Regions from separate parts of the Homo sapiens genome. Here regions 1, 2 and 4 are each linked to region 3. The links are chromatin contacts, found by Hi-C or POLR2A ChIA-PET in ENCODE. All regions are on one chromosome and are shown on one strand. Each heading gives the region's core, a stretch centred on a gene start or an enhancer-like site at or near the end of the contact. The rest is flanking DNA. Distances are from core to core; before and after follow the strand shown.

Region 1 (3,226 bases), core at 448-2,947, 2.3 Mb after region 3:
TATTTTTATTTTTTGTATTTTTGGTAGAGACGGGGTTTCACCATGTTGGCCAGGCTGGTCTCGAACTCCTGACCTCAGGTGTTCTACCCACCCTGGCCTCCCAAAGTGCTGGGATTACAAGCATAAGCCACTACGTCCGGTCGACTATATCCATTTTTATGTTGATATTTTTCCTGTAGTTCCCCTGGTTTTCTTCTTGATTTGTAAAAATTCCTTGTATATGCCAAAATATAATTTCATAATAGTTTATTTTATTTATGAAATTATAAATAGGGTCCATGGGAGTGGAGTGAACAGCGTACATGTCACTAACTGTCTGAAGGTTGAGGAGAAACTCAGGACCTAGGTGGTGGTGGGGTGGCCACCACCATTTAATAGACTGGAAAATAGGATGGAAGTTGGGGGTGTGGTGGAACAGGGCCACAGGGAGTGGGTTTTCACCAGTCGAAAAGTGGGCAGAGCCCTTCGGATGCGGCCGACTGGCTGTCATGCAGCTGCGGTGCCTGGAGAACTCAAGATCTCCTCCATCGACATGGCAGAGGATGAGCAAGTGGGAAAATCGCACAGGGCTTTTTATTGCCTGAGTCTGGAGGTGGTGTTTCATTGGCTGGAGTAAGTCACATGGCTCTGCCAAGTGTGAGAGGTCTGTGTAGGGTAAGCCTCTGCGTCTGGTAGGGAGGAGGTTGGGACCAGCGACTACCAGTCATATTCACTGCAGGATGTGTGCTGCGGTCTCCGGTCTCCTGGGGGCAGGCCCGGCCTTACAGCCCATCCCTGGACCCACCTCGGGAGGGGAAAAACTGCAGGGCTCTGGGAGCGCCGCCACCAGGGAAGGGCTGCTGGGATCAGCCGGGAAGGAGGAAGGGAAGGGGGAGAGGGGCTTGGGTCCCTTGATGCTGCCTGAGGAGGGCTGGTGGACACTGCCTGGGGCTCCCTGCCAGGCCCTATTGGGCTAACAGTAGGCTTTTGTTTTCAGTAAGGGACCTCCCCTCCTGCCTTTCGTTCTGAGGGCATTGCAAAGGGCTCAGAGAGGGGCAGCTCCACATAGGAACTGTGATGGGTTATGAGCAACGCATTTCTGTCTTCTGCCATCTTTTCTGTGTGTTCCAAATTTCCTAGTGTTGGGGGATTTCTGGGATAATTAGGGAAAATAACAAATGTGTGATAGACTTGTGCAGGGTGGTGTGGTAGGTGAGGCTCCGGCCCAGAGTGAGGGCTCCTTCCCCTGACATGGGCATCTCCAGGGCCTCCCTGCCCATCCCATGGGCATCCTTATTCCTGGCTCACAGCAGTGGGGTCACCTCCCCAGGGTTCCCACTTAGTAGCTGAGGAAAGTGGGGCTCAGCTGGCTTGCGGGCCCTGCCTGAGGCCACATGGTGTGCCTCCGGATGCTGGGCTGGCCGTCTCACTCCTTCCCCTCTGCCTTAGTGCTGGCCTAGGCTGAGGCTGCCCGGGAGACCACATTAGACACATTTGAAACCGTCTGTCTCTTCAGGAGAGCAGACTCAGATGTAAATTCCTTCAGCCCCCAAGGAGCTAAAAATAAGAGGCCTGTGCCCCTACAGCAACCCAGGAAAGGCCACGTGAAAACCCAGCAGCTGGGGGCGGAGGCTGGGGGCGCGGGGCCCAGCAGTGTTGGAGGGGTGGAAACAGGATGTGAGCAGAGAGGGGGCTGTGAGAAGCAAGGTGACACCCAGCAGAGGCGGCCACCTGGTACAGCATGTTCTGAGCCACGGAAAAAGACCCTGGGCTGCGTGGGAGCCCTTACATCCTGCTTGGAGACAGGCCTCCCCCATTTGGCCTGGCTGTTGGCCAGGGCAGAATCTGACCCCTGCACTGGGATGGTGGGCAAGAGAAGGACAGGATGTTGCCTTTCAGAGAGATGGGGATCAAACCTTAATAAGGGCTCCCGGCTCCCCCAGGGAGGCCTGGTACCTACCCAAGGCCACCAATGGAGAAACAGGGTAAATAGCTCACCAGCTGTCCATCAGCCAACACTGCAGGCCAGGCCTGAGCCAGGTGTGGGGAAAGCGAACCCGCCAAGGCCCACTCGCTGGCTTCAGGGAGGCACCAGTATTGGGTGGGTGCCTTGATGAGGCCTGTGAAGGCCAGAGGCGAGCCCAAGCTCTGGGAGGCTCTGGGAGAAGCCCTTGATTCAGCCTGGGGATCTGGGAAGCCTTCCTGGAGGAAGCGAAACCTGAGGGGTCTCAAGGATGGGCAGGGGAGGGGTGGGTGAAGCCATTCCGGGCAGGTCGGCCAGCACAGGGCGCAGAGGAAACCCCCGGCCTGAGTGGTGTGGTCAATGTCACCGGGGCCTTTGTGCCCACCTAGCCTGAGCCTGCCCCCCTTGGCCTGCTCAGGGCTTTTCCTGAGATCCCTCCTCTCTGAGGTCTGCAGCCTCCCCTCTGGCCCATCATTCTCTTTCCTTGTCAGGTCCATGGCTCCCCCACACCTTCAGCCAGCCTCGGGGTCCTCCTTCACAGTCCAGACCACAGTCAAGTCTCACTTAGTGGAAGGCTTGTCCCCCCACTTCCCCAGCAGCCCCAACTGAGGGGTGCCACGAGGCTCACTGAGTCACCATCCCCTTCTGGTGGTTCAACGCTTTTTCCTTGATTTGTAACCAGACTTTTTGTCCTAGAGCTTTTCATACACATTTATGTTCATGTAGAATGTAGGCCGGGTGCGGTGGCTCACGCCTGTAATCCCAGCACTTTGGGAGGTCGAGACAGATTGCTTGAGCCCACGAGACCAGCCTGGGCAACACGGTGAAACTCCATCTCTACCAAAAATACAAAAAATTAGCCGGGTGTGGTGATGTGCGCCTGTGGTCCCAGTTACCCAGGAGGTTGAGGTGGGAGGATGGCTTGTGTCCGGGAGGTTGAGGCTGCAGTGAGCTGTGATCGCACCACTGCCCTCTAGCCTGGGTGACAGAGCTGTCTAAAAAAGAAAAAAAAAAAAAAACTGAAACAAAACAAACCAAAAAACAAACAAGAATGTACAGCTTTCTCTTTTTTGTTTTTATTGAAATGGGATCATACTATACGAACTTATTTTGCAACTCACTTGTCTTCACTGTATCTTGAAGCTTGTTCTAGATCAGTGTGTGTAGATTTACCTCATTATTTGTTTTTACAGATACTTGATAGAAGTGTAAAAACTTTGTATTCCATTTTTCCTCCCAATACAGACAATGCTGCCTTGGAAATCTTTGGACAAGTTTCTTCAC
Region 2 (3,046 bases), core at 130-2,629, 2.3 Mb after region 3:
CTCAGGGCAGACAAGTCCAGAAGGGCTGCGGGCTCTCCACAGGTCCCAGCTGTCACTCTTCAAGACGGTCTGGACACAGGGGTCTGTGGGGGAGCCGGAAGGGTCTTTCAGAGGGCACGGAGGAGGGCCTCAGGAGACTGGGGGCTTGGAGGGTGGGTTCTGAAATCCCACGCAGCTGGGGGCAGGGCGAGGGCAGCTCCAGCGCAGTGACGCTGTCTCCACCCACCTCAACTTCTCTGCTTGAGTTTGGGAGTTCACTGCCAACAATTCTTGTGGCTCAGACACCCCACGCACACCTGGGCCTCACCACATCCGGCAGCAGGGCTGGGGGAGGGCGGAATGGAGGGGATACCCAGGCCCCCAGTCCTCCGGGTGCAGTGCTAGCCCTGGACTTTGCTGCCCGGCGGGGCTGGACAGGGAGGCCTAGGATGGGGGAGGCCAGTTCTGTTCTGCTTCTCCCTCTTCCCCTTGCCAAGGTCTTGAAATCCCCGCAGGCCTGGGGAGGGCCGGGAGCGTCAGCGGACTTCCCTCCAGGGCGGGCTTGTGGCAGGGGGAAGTACTTCTCTCTGGGGCCTGGGGGCTTTCCCTGCACCCAGGAGGAAGAAGCTTTGCCCTACACATAACTGGAAACCAGTCACAGACCCCTGCTTTCCCCATGAAAGGCCCTGGGACCCCCCCTCATTTCCCTTCGGCCCAAGCCCAGGGGCCTGGGCCCCGGGGACTGTGTTCTGGCCTAGCTTGGCCACCAACCTACTGCAAGACCCTGAGTACTGGTCTTATCCAGGCAATGGGGGGTGGGGAGGGGGAGGAGAGAGAAAGTCCCTCTGGCTCAAGGTCTCCAAATAGATGAGAAATAGGACATCTCAGCAGGGACCCCCCCCATCATCCAGTGTAGAAATCACCCGTGGCAGCAGGCATTTGTCAATGTTTGTGGTGACAAATTTCTAAGAGGAAAATTCTGGGAGGGAAAGGGAAAAGGCAGAGGAAGCGTGGGGTTAGGGGGTGGGGTACTCCAAGGGTCATCGTTGGCCCTAAAGGGGGACCTGCATCTGAGAAGCTGGGTTCCCCAGGACTGAGTGGCTTGGGACAGGTCAAAGGGTGGGCGCAAAAACGGAGGGGTGCTAGTCCCTCCGACTCCGGGTAACACCTTCCCTTCCCTTAGTCGCTGGTCCCCGCCTCCTCCCGGTGTGTTGGTCCCCGCGCCCTGCCTTCCCCCTCAACCTCCCCCCCGCCCCGAAGTCTCCAGGTCAGCCCAGACTGCGCCCCACGTGAGGGGCGGGGGCGGGCGCGGGCGCCAGCGCCTTCCTGCTCTGCCCTTGTATGGTGCCCCGGAGGCCGGCCCACGGGTACTTAACCCGGGCCGCCGCGGAGGGCGCCCGGAGTCGACCGCTCGGGCAGCGCCACCGCCACGAGAGCCCGGGACGCGGGAAAGACCGAAAGGAAGAGGAAGAGGCACCGGTGGCCATGGGGCTGGAGGCGGCGCGCGAGCTGGAGTGCGCGGCGCTGGGCACGCTGCTGCGGGATCCGCGGGAGGCGGAACGCACGCTGCTGCTGGACTGCCGCCCCTTCCTGGCCTTCTGCCGGCGCCACGTGCGCGCCGCGCGGCCAGTGCCTTGGAACGCGCTGCTGCGGCGCCGCGCGCGCGGCCCTCCTGCCGCCGTTCTCGCCTGCCTGCTGCCCGACCGCGCGCTGCGGACGCGCCTGGTCCGCGGGGAGCTGGCGCGGGCCGTGGTGCTGGACGAGGGCAGTGCCTCGGTGGCGGAGCTCCGGCCCGACAGCCCGGCTCATGTGCTGCTGGCCGCGCTGCTGCACGAGACCCGCGCGGGGCCCACTGCCGTGTACTTCCTGCGAGGTGAGCAAGCCGGCCGCCCTTGGCCCGCCCCACCCGACTCCAGCCCGGCTTTCCCTGCTGATCGTGCTCTTCCCCTCCTTGCAGGAGGCTTCGACGGCTTCCAGGGCTGCTGTCCCGATCTGTGCTCTGAGGCCCCCGCCCCTGCGCTGCCGCCAACAGGGGACAAAACCAGCCGCTCCGACTCCAGGGCTCCTGTCTACGACCAGGTGAGTATTGACCCCCCTCCCCCGAACCTCCCTCTCTCCCCGCCGCGGACTGGGCGCCTCTAGGGAAAGAGCCTGCCATTTGGGGATGCGAGCAGTTTGCCCATATACACACACTTTTATACGTGTGTGTGTTGGGGGAGGGGGTGGGGCATGGCTGCTCGCGCGTGCCTGTATGGGTCTGTGTATGTTTGCATGTGTATGTTGGGAGCATGAAGGGAAATGTATGTCCCGGTGTGTCCTCCGCACATTCCTGAGACCTGTCTCAGGTCAGGAGGACTGGCTGAGGAGTCCTCTTGTCTCGGCCAGCCCATGGGGTCTCCACCCGCTGCTGCTCCAGCTCTCCGGGGCTGGGCTGGAAAGGCCTCACCGCCCCTCTGTTCCCTCCAGGGTGGCCCTGTGGAGATCTTGCCCTACCTGTTCCTGGGCAGCTGCAGTCACTCGTCAGACCTGCAGGGGCTGCAGGCCTGTGGCATCACAGCCGTCCTCAACGTGTCCGCCAGCTGCCCCAACCACTTTGAGGGCCTTTTCCGCTACAAGAGTATCCCTGTGGAGGACAACCAGATGGTGGAGATCAGTGCCTGGTTCCAGGAGGCCATAGGCTTCATTGGTAAGGGGGCACCTCTGCCCAGAAATCCCGAGGGGCTCCAGAGGAGAGGACTGGGGGCACCTGTCTCCTGGGCTGTGCACATTCCGTCTGACACCACTCCCCCATCTCCCTTGCAGACTGGGTGAAGAACAGCGGAGGCCGGGTGCTGGTGCACTGCCAGGCGGGTATCTCGCGCTCTGCCACCATCTGTCTGGCATACCTCATGCAGAGTCGCCGTGTGCGGCTGGACGAGGCCTTTGACTTCGTTAAGCAGCGCCGGGGGGTCATCTCCCCCAACTTCAGTTTCATGGGGCAGCTGCTGCAGTTTGAGACCCAGGTGCTGTGTCACTGAGGTGGTGCCCCTCTGCCTGCCTGCCCCACTGTGCTGGCAGGAGCTGACTG
Region 3 (2,862 bases), core at 13-2,512:
AAGGCGGGCAGATTGCTTGAGGTCAAGAGTTCAAGACCAACCTGGCCAACATGGTGAAACCCCATCTCTATTAAAAATACAAAAATTAGCTGTGCATGGTGGCGTACGCCTGTAGTCCCAGCTACTCAAGAGGCTGAGGCAGGAGAATCGCTTGAATCCAGGAGACAGAGGTTGCAGTGAGCAGAGATCACGCCACTGCATTCCAGCCTGGGCAACAGAGTGAGACTCCATCTCAAAAAAACAAAAAAACAAAAAACAAAACAAAACAAAAAACGTAACAAGAAGGTCCCTTCCTAAGCTACTGGGGGGAGGGCTGGAGTGAGACTTGTGGCAGATGGAGCAGAGACTGAGCAAGGTGGGCAGGGCCAGCCTGGGCACACAGCCAGAGAGGAAGGGGGAGGGCGCTAGAGTGAGACCCAAGCCACCGTCTGCTCAAGTACTGCGCCGAAACCAGGGTGGAGCCGGGAGGAAAAACCACAGGCCCTCACAGGAACAGGGGCTCAGCCAGAGAGTTGAAAAACTCTTTTTTCAAACCCATGTAACAACATAGTAAAATGACAGGGGATTATCTGTTCACCAAGTGAGTGCCCAGCAACATGACAAAATGACCCCAGAGTCAGCTACCCCAGAGTCTGGGAGAGGAAAGGACCATGGCCACCCCTAGGCCTCCCCAAGCCTCAGCTTCCTCATTAAGCCCACTGTATGTGGGACAGTATGGTCCTCATCAGGCTGCTGTGAGGTATGGCAGGTCAAATAATGCCCCCTGCAAAAGAGGTTCACGTTCAAATCCTTGGAACCTATTAATGTTACCTTATACAGCAAAGGATTTGCAGACTCAATTAAGTTTCGAATCTTGAGATGAGATTATCCTAGATTACACTGGTAGGCCCCAAATGCCATCACAAATGTCCTTATATGAAGGCAGGAGATTTCGGAGAGAAGAGAGGGCCGTGTGACAGAAGCAGAGAGAAGCGGAGTCACGGAGAGAAGATGTTACCCTGCTGGTGTGAAGATGAGGAAGGGGCCGGCAGCCGAGGCAAGCCAGCAGCCACAGAATGGATTCCGCCCTAAGCTACTGGAGGGAACATGGCCTTGCCCACAGCTTGATTCAGCCCAGTGATTCTGGAGGCCAGAACAGTGAGAGAATAAGTTCCTTTCGCTTTAAGCCACCGAGTTTGTTACAGCAACCACAGGAAGCTAATACAAGGGATTAAAAGGGAAGTGGATACAAAGCAATCAGCACGCTATCTGGCACGTGGTAGGAACTCGAGAATCCCCATTAGTGAAGGACAGTTCCTGACATCCTCCCTGGGCCACCAACCCATCCTCAAAAGCTGTGTGAAAACCTACAACCTTGTACTGCAATAACGAGCTCTGTACTCTGCTCACAAAAGCTCCTTCGTGTGTATCGTCTCAGTTGATTCTGTCCTAAAAAGGAGTTTCCAAGGTTGTCCAAGGACTCTCGGCTTGTCACATATAAATACAACACTGCCACAGGCCTTGTCTTCAACATTCAGTTCAATTAGTTAAAATATTTCACAGGATGGCCTCTGCTGATATCTCATGGAGCAGACCCTCCTGATCTCAGGCATCATGAGCTGTGATCAGGGCCATCTTACCTTGCAGAAACACAGCACAAGTACTTCTCTCAGCCACAGGCCTTGCAACTGTCAACAGAGAAGCTGGTGCCGAGTTCTGACATGGGAACTGAGAACTCTGCCCCTGTCAGGGCAGACATGGCAGAAGAAGAGGCTGGGCAGGCAAAAAAAGACACTGGCTAGCACTTGACCTTCCAAACTGCTTTTCAGCTTGACTCATGCAAAGAGGTTTATCTCTCCCCTAAACCCCCTGCTTTTTGTTTCTTCAGCCCTTGCTCTGTGCACCCCCACTCTCGATTTTCCTCTTTGAGGAGCGAGTCCCAAGTGTCGAAACCCACCATGTGCAATAATTCCACTTCCTCCGTCGTGCTCGGCCTCCATCATGCAGACCCTGGGGCCTCAGCTTCCCCTGGGTTGCTGCGAGGATGTGGCCCCATGAATCTGACGGCTCTCCTGCCCTCCCCTCTGCCCCATTTTGTTCGAGACTCAGGGCTGTGCTGTCCCAACCTTCCCCAGCCTGTGCAAGATTTGAAGACTGTCCCCTTCATCAAGCCACAGCAGCCCTCAGCCACAAAGAGCTCAGGGTGGAGCCTCAAAACCTCAAGAGTATCTTAAAGAAAAAATGAAGAAAAAGAAGAAGCCTATTCACTTCCTAAAAACAGCCATCTGCAGGCCCTCTGAGATATCTTTTTTGCACCCATTCTTCTACAAGCTTCTGCCAGCGCCAGGTTCACTGGGTGGAGACCGTGTACCCTAAGCCAACTGACTACTGACCACTATCAGGCAGGAGACAAGGGCTGTGCACGGAGCGAGCAGAGACTGGAGGAAAAGCTGCCTCAGCATTCCTCAGCCCCTGGCACCGCATGCAGCAGACCCTAGGGCTAACAGCTCACACCTACCAGACCTTCACTTGACCATGGACGCTCATGGCTCTGGTCTGCCCTAAATCCCGCACAGGGGCTTGTAAGCAGTCTCGCAGGCACATGCCTGTGAGCCCTCCGCAGGTGGCTACTACTTCCTGCTCTCCTACAGACAGACCCCAGGGCCAGCTCCACAAGTCAATTCCTTTGTGCCTGAAAACTACCTGCTGCGTGAGTGAATGAGAAGGGGCAGGTGTGCTCCCAGTTGGTAACTTTGCATCACCTCGCCTGTGATGAATGACCATGCCATATCACAGATTCAGAAACTGAAGACCACCAACCAACATGACTCCAAAATGTACGTGCAACGTGCTGCCCAGGCCGTTGCCTTCCCTCTGAGATGT
Region 4 (2,868 bases), core at 269-2,768, 2.1 Mb after region 3:
CTATATATATCTCTCTCCCCACCCCAGAGTCTTTTGTCAGTAATCCTCATGACACTTCACCATGTCCCAGTTACTAAGCTACTGCCTCTCAGCTCTAAGCCTACCCTCTCTCCTTGGCTGTGATGCAGGGTCTGGGACATTCAGCTTTGCCGGCAGCTCCCTGTTAGGGTTTACCAAGTAGGGGCACTAGAGGGAGACTACAGGCTCCAAGGGAGAGAAGGCACTGCTCCTTTCTGCAGGTTGCATGTTAGGAGAGCGTCACCCAGCAGTGTTCCACCCCGGCTGCAGCAGAGCCCACCTGTAGCAGCAGCTGAACCCCACTGGCAGATTTTCACACTCACAGAACCAGCCTTATTGAGACACCAGCACCAGCCAGCATGCCCCCGTTCCAGGGTCTGGGTCCTGGGCACACAATCCCCTCCCTCAAACTCAGGGACACTAGCACCAGCCAAGCCCTTCCCTGGAGGTCTGAGCTTGAGTTTCAGAGGGGCCCCCACTCCAAGCTCATTAGTGGCCTCAGGTTGCCACATTTGGCATGGTTGATCATTCCCCACTCCCTGAAATATTTTCTCATTTGGATACCACGCTCTTCTGGTTTTCCTCCTACCTACTGGATGTTTTTTCAGCTCTCTGAACTCCTAAGATTGGGGAAAAGGAACTCCCAGTCTTTTTCCCATATACATTCATTTCCTTGGTGACCAATTCTAGTTTTGTGACCTTAATTACCATTTATGAATGTTGTGGAGGTAAGAGAGAAAAGTAATCTAGTCTACTGCTAGTGGGAGAGTAAATTAGTACCTTTTTTTGAGGGCAACTTAAAATCCATGTCTCAGAATTTTCTTACAGATATTCTCCCATACGAGTGCAAAGATAATATGTATTAGAATGTTCACTGAAACAATGTTTTTAATGGCAGAATTAAAAAATAAAATTGTAGTAACACCTGTTTGCTTTAAATTAACTGTGCTAATTATAGATGAGGCCTCCAGTACCATTTGTTTAAGCCGATTCCTTAGGATTTGCTAGATAGATGATTTAAAGCTAGGATTCTGGAGTTAGACCACTTAGCTTCAACTTCTAGCTCACTTACTAGATGTGTCGTTTCAGGCAAGTCATTGTGCCTCAGTTACCTCTTCCTAAAATGATACAAGAATGTTGTGAGGATTAAATGAGTTAATACAGGTTACAGGCTTAAGGAAGCACATGGTGCTCACTATGTGTACATTAAATGTTAGCTAACATAACCACTGCTACATTTACTAGGAAATAAAATTAATTTTTTATCAATTAGATTTCTCAGCAATTTGCAGTCTCTTCCTTTTGAATCATTCTGAAACACTGAGGGACTTACTTTTAGTCTTTACTGTCAAGCTAAAAGATGATAATGCAGAGATATCAGTTGAATATTTTACTCCCTTGAGGCTTAAACAGGCACATACCAGCAAGGCAGCCTTAGCCCTGCCAAGTCTCAGCCCCTAAGGTTCTGAATTAGTCAGAAACCACACTGCGCATACAGTTCCTCACCTCACACTTCCGATCTGCTTCGGAGACATTGAGGTTGTTTATGTTCTGCTCAATAGTTCTGTGTAAGTGCTTCTTCTTTGGCTTTACAGCCTTTTTGGTTGTTCCCATTTCAGTAGCACTTCCATCTAAAAGGAGAAATACAATTGCGTACTGCAAGGGCTGCTTTGAAGCATGTGATGAACTTACTAACTCAAGTTCTTCAAAACCTGTCGTAATTTAAACATGTGAGGCCAGGTGTGGTGGCTCATGCCTGTAATCCTAGCGCTTTGGGAGGCTGAGGCAGACGGATCACTTGAGCTCAGGAGTTCAAGACCAGCCTGGCCAACATGACAAAACCCCGTCTCTACAAAACAGTACAAAAATTAGCCAGACATGGAGATGCACACCTGTAGTCCCAGCTACTTGGGGTGGTGAGGCAGGAGGATCACTTGAACTTGGGAGCCAGAGGCTGCCGTGAGCCCAGATCACACCACTGCATACCAGCCTGGGTGACAAAGTGAGCCTCGTTTCAAAAAAAAAAAAAACAAAACTCCAACCCCAACCAAACAAAAAACACGCAGTTCTCTCAAAACATCAGGCATATTTAATCTGCAACTTATGGAGAAACCAAACTATTAGATTTGGCTTCTCACGCAAGTCCATTTCCAAAGACTCCCAGATCAGAAGTTCCTTAGTTGGTGATGTTTACACAACCTGGCCTAAATAAAATATAAACGCTTTTATAAGGCCCTTCTCTTTTTCAAGGAAATATAATTTTAGTGTTTGAGTATCTTCTCACGTAAGACCATATATGGTTCTAAAAATGCCCTGTCTTCAATAAAATGAGATCACTTATTTCTTGTGACCTTCTTCTAGTATATTACTCAAGTAACTACCTGGTATGCCCTAAAAAGAGCCACTTAAATCCAGATCCCTACCCACCTACCAGCAACATGGCCTTCTACTTCTTCCAAAGACGGTGCATCTTTGCCCAGCCCCCCAAGGACTCTGTATACATCGGCATGGACGGCATCCACGCGCACAGCATAGATCTTGGTGCTGGCATCCAGAGTACCCGCAGCCACCTAGTCAAACAATCAGAGCTGCACTCACAAAGATACACAAAAAACAACTTCTGAACAGGTAAAACACAGCAAGCTTCACAAAATATTTACTTGCCCCAAGGAAGCAATGACAAAGATCCCTCTATGACTGATAGGGAATAAACAGAATATATATTCTCTCTGTATTTCATCAGTTTAGGAAAAGAAAGTAAATTAACTAACATAACATCTAAATGAGAAGTCTCTCATGTATTTGCAGCATTCAACTGTGTTATGCCAAGTAGTAGAAATCATCATCATT

Evidence for each region. A loop is a pair of places that touch in the nucleus more often than their neighbours do. ChIA-PET counts read pairs that join two places held with the same protein, here RNA polymerase II (POLR2A). Pooled maps may share reads with other maps.
Region 1: a loop to region 3 is called in a map with no recorded cell type, with 13 times the contacts of the local background. The contact joins two enhancer-like sites. A Hi-C loop is called at or near these places in 11 of 37 single-sample maps with no recorded cell type and 3 of 50 pooled maps. POLR2A ChIA-PET finds 5 or more read pairs at or near these places in 1 of 52 experiments (GM10248).
Region 2: a map with no recorded cell type shows a loop between it and region 3 (12-fold over the local background). The contact joins the promoter of DUSP2 here to the enhancer-like site in region 3. A Hi-C loop is called at or near these places in 12 of 37 single-sample maps with no recorded cell type and 7 of 50 pooled maps.
Region 4: a loop to region 3 is called in a pooled map, with 3 times the contacts of the local background. The contact joins two enhancer-like sites. A Hi-C loop is called at or near these places in 1 of 37 single-sample maps with no recorded cell type and 2 of 50 pooled maps. POLR2A ChIA-PET finds 5 or more read pairs at or near these places in 1 of 52 experiments (T-cell).

Annotation. Positions count from the first base shown.
Region 1 is chr2:96,162,367-96,165,592 of GRCh38, reverse strand. No RefSeq gene overlaps it. Among named protein-coding and RNA genes, the nearest start is that of DUSP2, 19 kb to the right of the region's middle. RefSeq lists enhancers at 446-525, 786-835, 1,716-1,995. Within about 2 kb of position 1,697, at least 10 of the 41 ENCODE cell types and tissues checked have a DNase peak (open chromatin) inside an H3K27ac peak, as active enhancers do.
Region 2 is chr2:96,143,773-96,146,818 of GRCh38, reverse strand. It overlaps DUSP2 (dual specificity phosphatase 2), which reads left to right and starts at 1,379. Exons shown (of 4, transcript NM_004418.4): 1 at 1,379-1,852; 2 at 1,937-2,058; 3 at 2,446-2,665; 4 at 2,782-3,046. The coding sequence starts at 1,465. The coding sequence ends at 2,996. RefSeq lists enhancers at 1-699, 1,496-1,997, 2,400-2,449 and a silencer at 1,010-1,769.
Region 3 is chr2:98,463,436-98,466,297 of GRCh38, reverse strand. All of the region lies in intron 1 of INPP4A (inositol polyphosphate-4-phosphatase type I A), which reads right to left. Among named protein-coding and RNA genes, the nearest start is that of INPP4A, 20 kb to the right of the region's middle. RefSeq lists enhancers at 1-444, 543-852, 863-1,002, 2,253-2,302, 2,489-2,862. Within about 2 kb of position 1,262, at least 25 of the 41 ENCODE cell types and tissues checked have a DNase peak (open chromatin) inside an H3K27ac peak, as active enhancers do.
Region 4 is chr2:96,342,886-96,345,753 of GRCh38, reverse strand. It overlaps NCAPH (non-SMC condensin I complex subunit H), which reads right to left. Exons shown (of 18, transcript NM_015341.5): 5 at 2,450-2,588; 6 at 1,525-1,649. Among named protein-coding and RNA genes, the nearest start is that of NCAPH, 8.6 kb to the right of the region's middle. Within about 2 kb of position 1,518, at least 4 of the 41 ENCODE cell types and tissues checked have a DNase peak (open chromatin) inside an H3K27ac peak, as active enhancers do.